2 separate regions of the Mus musculus genome follow, and region 1 is linked to region 2. A link is a loop called in an ENCODE intact Hi-C map of the cell type or tissue named here. Cell type or tissue: heart. All regions are shown on one strand.

Region 1 (5,000 bases), 52 kb before region 2:
TTCTGACTGCTGCATGAATGTATGTGCACCATCCATGTGCACTGAAACCAGAAGGGAGCATCCGATCCCAGGAGCTGGCTTTAAGGATCCCGTGCGAGGCTGTATATGTGCTGGGAAGGGAGTTTGGGTCCTCTGCAAGGGCAGCAAATGCTCCTCACTTCTGAGCCATCTCTCCAGCCCTTCACAGTATAACTGTGAACCCACTCACTGTGCTGGAACTTCAGACTCTCAGGACTGTAAGGGACAGGTTTATTTATGGAACGGCAGGGGAGGGGGAAAGGACAGATTATGAACTGAGAGGGACATTTCAGAGCTTAACGCTTGTACATGATGCGATCTTGCAATGACTTCAGATTTTAAGAGAGGCACAGAGCTGTAGTTTACTGAAGCTAGGAAGTTAGAGCCCGGGATGCTTTCTTAGCCCATCAATACTAAACTTCATTTGATCACTTGTGATTGAGGTACACCTGTATGTGACAGGCCTTGGAAGGGTGGTGACGAAGAAATGAAACACTTCTACTGAATAGAGAGCTAGTGGCTCAGGAGACTTAAGAAAGGGTACTGGTTTTAGAGTTGAGTAGGTTTAGAACCCTGCATCTAGATATTTAGTGTCATGAAACTTACAAGTTGCTAACACCATTTTTGTCTCAGTATCCCAAGTTTTCAAAAAAGGAAACCCTTGTCAAGCTCGTTTCACGGGGCTGTTGTCATCAATGGTGTAATCAGCATAAAATTTTAGAAAAATGAATATGTACAGAAATTCATATTTGGATATCAGCTAGACATGCAATAAGGAAAAAGAATTCAGGTTAAGAAGAGCAAACACAGCACAACAGCTGGAGATCAGGTGTTAGCGGGACTGTTCTCCAAGACGGAGCCCTCGGAACAGGAGAAGGAACGTGCAAATGTCTGTGTGAGGTTTCAGAAGGAACAAAGGCTTAGGGCAGGATAGAGCTGCTAGGCCATGGGGAGGTGGCAGGGGAAAAGAGACCAGTGACAGCAGGAATCAGTCCCTACCTCATTGAACCTATCTTTTAAAAATGCACACACACACACACACACACACACACACACATACCCAAACTGCAATTGTGAGTATGAATTGTAAGACGTACTAAGCACTATATGAAGTAGAGTAACATGAAAATATCGCCACAAAGTGGCATCTATAAAGACTTACATAAAGAGCTTCACAGACGTTCATTTAGATTTAGCCTCCAAAGGAGGCATTTGGTGCCAGAGTTCTTCTTTCTGTTTTCTGGGCTGTTTGAGATAGGGTCTAGGTTGGCCTTCTGTGTTCTGTGAGGCTGAACATGACCTTGAACTTCTGATCCTCCTGTCCTCTACCTCCCAAATGGCTGGGATTACAGGTAAGCACCACCACACTTGATCTATGCAGTGCTGGGAATAGAACCCAGGGCGTTGTGCACACAGTGCTCTAACAAATGAGCTATATCCCCAGCCCTCTATGTCTGCTCATTCTTATAATGATGTCCCCTTAATGGGCTCTATGTAACAGAGAATAAAAACCAAACTTGAAAAGCCCTCTGTGTAATCTTCCTTGGCTCCCGTTTCTGAAATACTTCATATTTAATGCTGACAAGGTCGCGGGCTGACTGGTGATGGTATCCCTTCACTAGGAAAGAAAAGGCAGGGGATCAAGAGTTCAAGTCCAGCCTGACTTCATAGAGTTTCAGGAAAGAAATACTTTTAAAAGATTAAAGGCTCGTTAAGGGTCTATGAACTCCAGAGACAGATGCAGATTAAGACTCCCCCCCCCCCACCCCCCAGAGGAAGGAAGGGATGGTGAGCAACAAGAGGGCCTGGAGTTGGCTGAAGGCCTACACAGGTTTCCCGAGTGGATGGCATAAACCGACAGTATTTGGTTCTCGGTGAAAAAAAAAAAAAAAAAAGGTGACTTTTTTTTTCTTTATTTCTATTTTTTCAAACTTGGTTTTACAGAAGACCCGGCTTGGGACCAGATCGAGTTCAGCCTTGGTTTAAGCGTCCACACCTGAGCAAGCTTCCCTGCTTCAGTGGACGGCGCAAAGCGATGCACTTATCCTCGTTAAGTGCAAACCGTTAGGAAATGCTGCACGCCAGAAGCTGCCGCACCCCAGCCCGCAGTGCGACCTGAACCCTCCGCGTCGCTGGGACGCCGGTCGGTCCCCAAGTGCCCCCAGCCTGGGGTCCTCGCGGAGGGCGCCCAGGGCCACTCGCCGCGCCCCGCCGTGCCGCGGGGCTCCGGCCAGCAGGGGGCGCTGCGGCCCGCTCTCCCGGGAGCGGCCGAGCCAGCCCGGTGGGTGTTTCTCTCTCTCTCTCTCCCTCTCCCTCTCCCTCTCGCGCTCTCTCCTCCCGGCCTCACATCCGGGTCTGGAGCGCGGCCGCCGCTGTCAGTGCCGGGCCGGGGCGCAGTCAATGGCGGCCGAGGGAGGCGGAGCGGCGGCCACGCGCAGCCCCGAGCCCCCGAAACTTTAGACTTCGGAAGCCCCACAACTTCTCGGAGGGGGGCGCGTGGGCGGAAGGGGAAGCCGAGGCGGGAAGCCCGAGGGACGCGGCCGAGCCCGGAGCCGCCGCCTCCTTTTCCCCACGCCGAGCTTGCGGCCGCGCACAGCCGCGCGCCACCGCCGCCGGCTGCCCCGGGCCACACGAGCTCGCGGCCCCGCGGGGAGGCCGTGCCGTGCGCAGTACCCCGCCGGCCGCCCCGGGTCGCGGGGCCGGCGCCCGGGTGGTGCATGCGGGGCGGGGCGGCCGCCGGGCCGAGGCGAAGATGGAAGGCTTGACGCTGAGCGACGCCGAGCAGAAATACTACTCGGATCTCTTCTCCTACTGCGACATCGAGAGCACCAAGAAGGTGGTGGTCAACGGGCGAGTGCTCGAGCTGTTCCGGGCCGCGCAGCTGCCCAACGACGTGGTCCTCCAGGTACCGCCGCGTCCCCGGCCGCGCGGGCCCCGGGCAGCGGCAGCGGGAGTGGGCTCCCCCGGGGACGGGCAGAGGCCGCAGGTGCGGGAGCGGGGTGCGCGGGGACCCCTGGAGGGGGAGGGCTCGCCGTCCGGGTGGGGGCGGGGGTCTGCGGAGCCTGCATCCCTCCGGCAGCCTGTGCACTGGAAGAGCAAGGTCCCGGGTCTCTCGGGTTGTGTGTGCATCCTAGCGTCTGCTGGATATGCCTACTATAGTCACATAGCTCTTCGACTCCCGCACAATAGGAAAGTTACGACTATAGGCAGGCAAAATGCCATATGGATTTTTGAGCGAGCCGAGCAGACTCGATGAAGTGAGATTTGTTACGCTTAAGGTATCCAAGAAGCAGGTGGTTTGGGTTTTTTTTTTAGGGGGGGGGTTGTTTTGTTTTGTTTTAAATTTAAGGAAGCTGTGTTCTTAGGGGAGACTAAGAAATTTGAACTTCTGGCTGATACTTGGCATGTAGATAGATGTGAAAAGAACTTGGTCGTAGAATGGGTGGCCGGTGGACAGTATCTTCTAGTGCCCTTCCCGGGAATAGTCAGTGGAGCTTGTGGGTTTGGTTTGGGATTTATTGAACAGCTGGAATCAGACAGCGGATAGTCTCCTCAGTCTGTAACTCTGCCACTCGTAACTCTGTAGCAGCAAGGGTAAACCTTCTTTGTCGCCTGTTTTAGAAGTGCTAATATTTGTGATGAGCATTAATGCTACTGCTTAATGATTCATAGCTGCTATAGTAAGAGCCTGTTTAAACTGTATGGGAGGAAGGAACCGTCTTAAGTTTTCATCCTCATATTGATCCCAAGCCAGTTATCCAAATCTCCAAACACATGGAGATGGAAGTGGATATAATGCAGTGGAAGCAGAATATTGGGCCAGAGGTTTGATTTTACTTTGTTTTGAGACAGCTTATTGCTTTATATCCCAGACTAGCCCTGAACTCAGGGTCCTGTTGCCCCCTCAACTGCTCAGGTGCTGGGACGTGGGTGTGGGCTGGGCCAGGAGTCTCCAGGCTTTTAGAAATCTCATCACTCTGCCTCCTCAGCCTCCAGTTCTCTGAGGCCCATCTTAGAGTGAAAGTCAGTTTTCTTCTAACAGAAACCCTTGTGATATAAAAATTTCTACACACACCTCGAATATAGACAATACCCGAGTGCCTACTGTGGTTTAGGGAGTGAATTCTTTCTCACTTTGCTTTTGTTTCATTTTGTCATTTTTTCTTAACCCTGGGGTGTGGTGGGGAAAGGTGAGTGTTTTAGGTACCAGGGAAGGATAAGAAAGTCTCAGATCTGTGCTGCTGAAGAGGACAACATAGTGACAATTTTAGGCTTTCCCAACAATTCAGATTCTGTGTGGATTCACTGTTTTTGTTTTTATGGCCCTCTTACGATGAGGAAACCAGGTTTAGCTTGGGTTCACACAAAACATCCCATAGTTTGCTGATGGGTTAAATGATATGGGGCTAGTGTCTAATGGATTTGGTACAAAACTTACAGGTTCTGGACAAGAAGCCCCCCATATTCTATTTTAGCTCATGTCTTTGGGGTTCAGAGTTAACTGGAAATGACTTTGTCATTCTAATGGTACACAAGACTTTTTTAGGGTGTTTACATGTTTAGGGCATAGAAATTAGTGTCCATTAACCTCCAGCTGAGATATGTTCAATTGAATCCAACTTATTTTCATATTTTACTCAATTGTATTGGCATTTGAAAATAAATTTCTATTATCTTTGTACATAGGTAGCTTAAGTCGTTTAAATATTTGGGATTCAATTACACGTTGGAAATTGTAGGATCCCTGAAGCAAGACTTCCACAGTAACATGATCAGGTTGACGATCCCTGACCAGGATATCTGCAGTACTCCTAACCTGAAAACTTTGAGGGCCAAAATATCACAAGTGGAAAATTCCATATTATGAAACTTTCTTGTTCAGAATTATCATTCTTTTAAATTGACTCTCAAACTGTGGGACTACTGTGCATATGAGATGTAAAGAGATCTCTTCAAACTTGGATCCTACCCCCAAGATATCT
Region 2 (5,000 bases):
CATAAAAGCAATTCTTCCCAAAGTATAAGGAGTCCATATCCAGGCGTGATCTGGAGAGATGGAGTAAATATACTTTTCAGTTCTGATTTTAGGTGCATGCATTATCCCTCTCAAAAAGTTCTATCAGGGTTTTTTTTTTTTTTTTTACAATGCCTAGTAATAAAATCATAAATGACATAATTTTGCTATGCATATTTTGATATGGAATTTATGCTATGCTTAAAAGCTAGTAAAACAATGATTTTAAGATGCTTTGGTAGTAGCTATTAAAATATCTACTTGGAATATAAATTTAGGTTATATTTTATCTCCCACAAACCCAGTATTATTTCAGTGTTTATTTAGTACTGATGGATATAGATGAGGTGCTATGAGAGAAAACACTAAAATCCCTAACTTTTTAAAGCACTTTTGATATGCCAGTCTCTTCAAAAGACTTTTCACCTGATTTACTTAGTCCCTCACAGCAGTCCTGTGAGGTCGGTATTACTAATTTCATGTTAAAGATGGTGAAACAGGAGCACAGAGAGGATGTGTAACTCAGCCAAGTCCATGCAGCCCAGCCAGTATGCCAGTAGTCAGGTGCCGGAGCCCATAGCTCTTAACGCTGTGCTTGTCCTGGCGATGAGACCCACTGCCTTCCAGGGTGCTGAGTTCTGCGTGGAAGCTGTTTTCCATGAGGTAGAGAATTCAGTTCCTTCTAAATCCGTGTAACAGTAGTTATTGAGGAAGAAATTAATTCTATTACCAAATTCGTTAAATTGGTTTCTGATGTGGAAGCCCATAATAAAAGTGAACTGTTGTAAGCTTTTGTCACAACTTTGAACTAACACTTTTCTCTTTGTGACCTGTAGGATAAGTTATTGAATGCTTTTATTAGCCATTTTTTGTGGATAATTTTCAGCAATAATCTCATTTGTTAAAGCTTAATTTCTACATATCTACTCAAATTGAATATCACTGTTTTAAATAGAAAGTTGAACTTTGAAGCATAAAAATATATATACTCTTACAAACTGAATTTATAAGAAGGACTTTGGTTAATGAGGTAGTTGTGTCTGTGTGTAAGCATTCATGTGTATATATTGTATATGTGTAAGTAGATGTTTCCCTCAGAGGGCAACTTATCATTTTTAAGAAGCAGATTTAGTAATAGTTATAATACAACTTTGATGAAAAAAATCTGTACTGTTACTAAGATCTCAAATGGAATTTCCTACAATTAATGTTGACTTATCATTCCACCTGTTTTAAGAGGTATGATATTTCTTTGTGTACCTCTCTTAGAAAGTAGCTCTTCCCGTGCATCTCCTGTGTATAACACATACTCAGGCAGCTGCTCGATGTGCTCTCGTGGCTGCATTCTCACTTCCTAGCATGGGGAGGGGCCTGATTGGCAGCTCTGTCTTGTGATCTGGCATGGCCCTGTTTGTAGTGCTGATCGCAGAGGTTGACTTGCTACAAATTGATAAATAAGCTAAAACGTTATTAATTCCAGAATGTCTTGCATCTTATCTGTTATATTTTATTAAATATGCATATGTATAAGATATGTGCACGTTCATAATGGACTCATCTTTCAGGGGTCGCACTGGCAAGTCGCACTGAATGCTCCATGCTGATTAGAACCTGAGCTCCTCGGCTTCTGTGGATCAGTGTTGTAACTGGGGTTTGAGCAGGACCTGAGTTAAGCACTGTTCTGGTCCGGACGACCCTGTGCGTTTCTACCTGGTTGCCATTTCCGTCACCTATGCTCTGTCTCCTTTACGGTGTCTTGAGTGTTAATTCTGTACAAGTTTTAATCTCATCCATAGAGATTACATTAAATTTTTACTGTACATTTGCTTATGAAGGTGTTTGCCTTCTGTTTATAAGATGGCCCAGCACAGATAAGTATGAAGTGATTATGGGAATTACAAACTACAGAATTTTGTCGATCCTGCGAAATGCATCTTGCAGTGCAGCCTCTGAATGACTTGCTAAGTCTTCTCCAGTGCATCTACTGCATCTCCCGTGCTGACGTGTCTCTCCTCTGTCTGTCCAGCAGTGGGAGACATTTAGTGAACGCTCTTCAAGCTCACAAACTCTGACCCAATTTGATTCTAACATTGCACCAGCTGATCCTGTAAGTCAATCACTTAGCTTGCTTGTTTGAAATTAATTTTATTAACCCAATATCCATCATTATGGTTTTTACTGATATGCATGATTCAGTGTAGTGCTTAGAGGGAAAGTTGGCAGGCCTTTGGGGTTTTTTGGGTTTTGTGGGTTTTTGTGCTTCATAGTGGAAGAACATTTTTGCCATTCTTCATATTTTGTAGGTTTTTTTGATGAGAGAAAACTTTATGTTTATGTCTGTAACGAATATTTTTGTGATAGTCGATCTGGTTAGCCATGTTACATCTGCTAAGTGTATGTTTTATGAAACATATACTGCTTGTTTCAATTACATATTTTATTTGTATGCTTACACATCATGTAACATGTACTCTGTATGTAAATATTTATGCAGTGTCATTTTCAAATATTTCCAATAGCATAACTTTCGTTTCATAGTGTGTTAAGTTTAGCACAACAAAAACAAGCTGATTTATAGTTACACAGTAGTTCTGTAAAGCATGTCTTGTCTCTGTGATTTCCTGTGTCACTTGAAAAAAAATGCTACAAAGTTCGTATCCTGATTTAAAAAGTTAATTCTGTTCCTATAGAGTCACACCCCACCTGTCCCTCAAATGCTGGAAGACATTTAAACTATAGATAGAAGTTGCTCTCAGGGTTCATCCTTTACTTGGTCTTTCTCTCTTTAGGACACATGCTAATACGCATACTGTGTGTAAACAAACAAAACACAAAAGGAAGCAGGAAGGAAGAAGAGTTTAAAAGGTTTTTAAATGATCAGAGTAGAGAAAGTGACACATGGCATTCATGCCTCTGCCCCACACTGGTGGCCCAGTGTTAGGGTTTGAGTTGAGAGCCACACAAGCCAAACGCCGAGCTCCATCCTCAGTGCAGACACATTCTCTGTAGATGTTTCTGATCTCAGCCAGCCAACGCTTGTTATTCTTTGGGGAAAGTGGCATTAAATACTGCCCTGGCGGCAAATTAACGAGGCCTTGCTGTGCTTTACGGGATGGCTTTATAGCTGTTCAAACATAATGTATGGGTAGTTTTAAAATGTAGACCTGTATTGTTCCCAAGACCAGTTAATACTGGATTACCCCTGCATCTGCATCTTTTCTTACTAGATTCAAGGCTCTTGTCTTTGATTTTAATCTCTGAACATTTAAGAGAAATAAAATATTGAAGTTTTTGCTACTTGTTAGCCACATTTCTGGTCTCTTGGGACATGACACGTTCTGTAATCAAGTTTACCTTTAAGTCTCCTTTAGCTTTAAGCTTTGGTTTTGGTTTTTGGTTGTTTTTTTTTTTTAACTCCCTTGTTATTAACATAGTTTAACTCATGAAAATGTTTTATGAATTTTATGAATTATGAAAAGCTTGATTTTTTTTTTCTAACCCTTAAAAGACAGAAAATAATCATTGATAGTATTAACACTCTTCCAGACAAGGCCAGAACATTATTTGGGGAGATTTTTGTTTAGTTATTTGTTGCTTTTGGTTTTATTTTGAGACAGAATCTTGTTTAGCTCAAGCTAAACTTAACCCCTATGCATGCATGACTGGTAGGAAATGTAGAAAAAATACTTGATGTTCTTATTGTATCTTAGAAATAAAGTCCAGATTTATAAGTGCCAACACTGGTGCTAAAAATGATATAGCTCAGCAGGGCCTGGTGACACATGCCTGTAATTCTAGCCCTTTAGTGCTTGAGACCAGTGATCCTAGGCTACAGAGAGAGACTCTGCCCAAACTTGTTATACAGCTCAGTACTTTCCATCATTATCTAGAGTATGGCATGAAATTTTGAGAAAATAAGAGATGTTTGTTCATTAAGATTTTAAACTTGAATTTAGACTTCTAAATTTGGTCAAATGTAGGTGATGCTATTTAGAGTTTCAATTAGGAGACTCTACTTTCAATTAATTGTGTGCCCTTATATTGTCGTCTTACACCTCATTTAATACCCAAGTATTGCCTGTCGATAGACCACAGCTGTAACTACAGTCTTAGATTAAACAGTCTTTGTGAGACTTGAATAAACCAGGGCTGCAATTAAGTGAATCTGGGCATCATGGAGGGGTGAAAGCAAAGAAGAGTACACTACTGTTCTGGTGTGAATTTAACATTTTTATTGTTGGGAATCTTTAATGGAGTGGTTTTAAAAACAAAAATGTTCATTGTTATCTGCTGAGTAACTGTCTGTGACCAGGCAGGCTCCACACTGATCTAGTGGCACAGTGCAGCAACTCAGAGGCTTGTTGGGATGGTGCCGACTGGCCTGTCATCTCTAGTGAAACTGAAGCTCTGGCGAGCTCATTTCCACAAACTTGTCTCTTCTTGAACAATTATCCAATAATTAGTAACTTCTAGTAGAATAAGCTTCTGCTAGGGTGAATGTCACCAGCACACCAAGGAAATGCTAGACTGATGACTAGCATCATGCATGAGTCTTTAGACTGATTCATGCCTGTTCTTGATGCTGTAGAACTGAGGGGCTCAGCATATTAAAATAATTTGATCACCTGTTAGAGCCAGGCAACTCACCTGGTTTGGTGGTATCACCTCTTTGATAATCTATAGAAGTAAAAGATGCCAGAAGTAAGATTTCAACCTTAAAGGAACCAGTTTAATATTGTTGGTTGATGATCATAATGCTAGTCATGATAATTATCAAAGTTGATAACTGGGTAAACTATAGGCAAAGAAGGGATTGGCTAGCTTAGCCCAAGGTGCTTGGGGAAGTTATGGTCAAAAGAAGGTATGTTATTTGTATAATGAATTTTTTTAAGCTCAAGGACCCTTTTATTAGCATTTAAAAGGGAAATGGCCGAGCGAGCAAACTATAACTCAGTGGCACTCGGCTTTTCTAATGTTGTTGC

What was found. A loop is a pair of places that touch in the nucleus more often than their neighbours do. Peaks named below come from ENCODE experiments on the same cell type or tissue, not always from the same donor. Only the 100,000 strongest peaks of a DNase experiment are listed, where the experiment ranks them.
Region 1: a loop joins it to region 2, with 4 times the contacts of the local background. A loop is called at or near these places in 14 of 42 quality-filtered maps.

What each region holds. Positions count from the first base shown.
Region 1 is chr10:18,053,193-18,058,192 of GRCm38, forward strand. Reps1 (RalBP1 associated Eps domain containing protein) reads left to right here and starts at 2,748. Exons shown (of 20, transcript NM_009048.2): 1 at 2,748-2,923. The coding sequence starts at 2,771. In heart, a CTCF peak has its summit at 2,254 (motif pointing right); a DNase peak (open chromatin) is centred at 2,359; H3K4me3 peaks cover 2,521 bases; H3K27ac peaks cover 2,720 bases.
Region 2 is chr10:18,105,624-18,110,623 of GRCm38, forward strand. It overlaps Reps1 (RalBP1 associated Eps domain containing protein), which reads left to right. Exons shown (of 20, transcript NM_009048.2): 10 at 2,045-2,125. Among named protein-coding and RNA genes, the nearest start is that of Reps1, 52 kb to the left of the region's middle. In heart, a CTCF peak has its summit at 2,053; no DNase peak of the experiment used is centred here.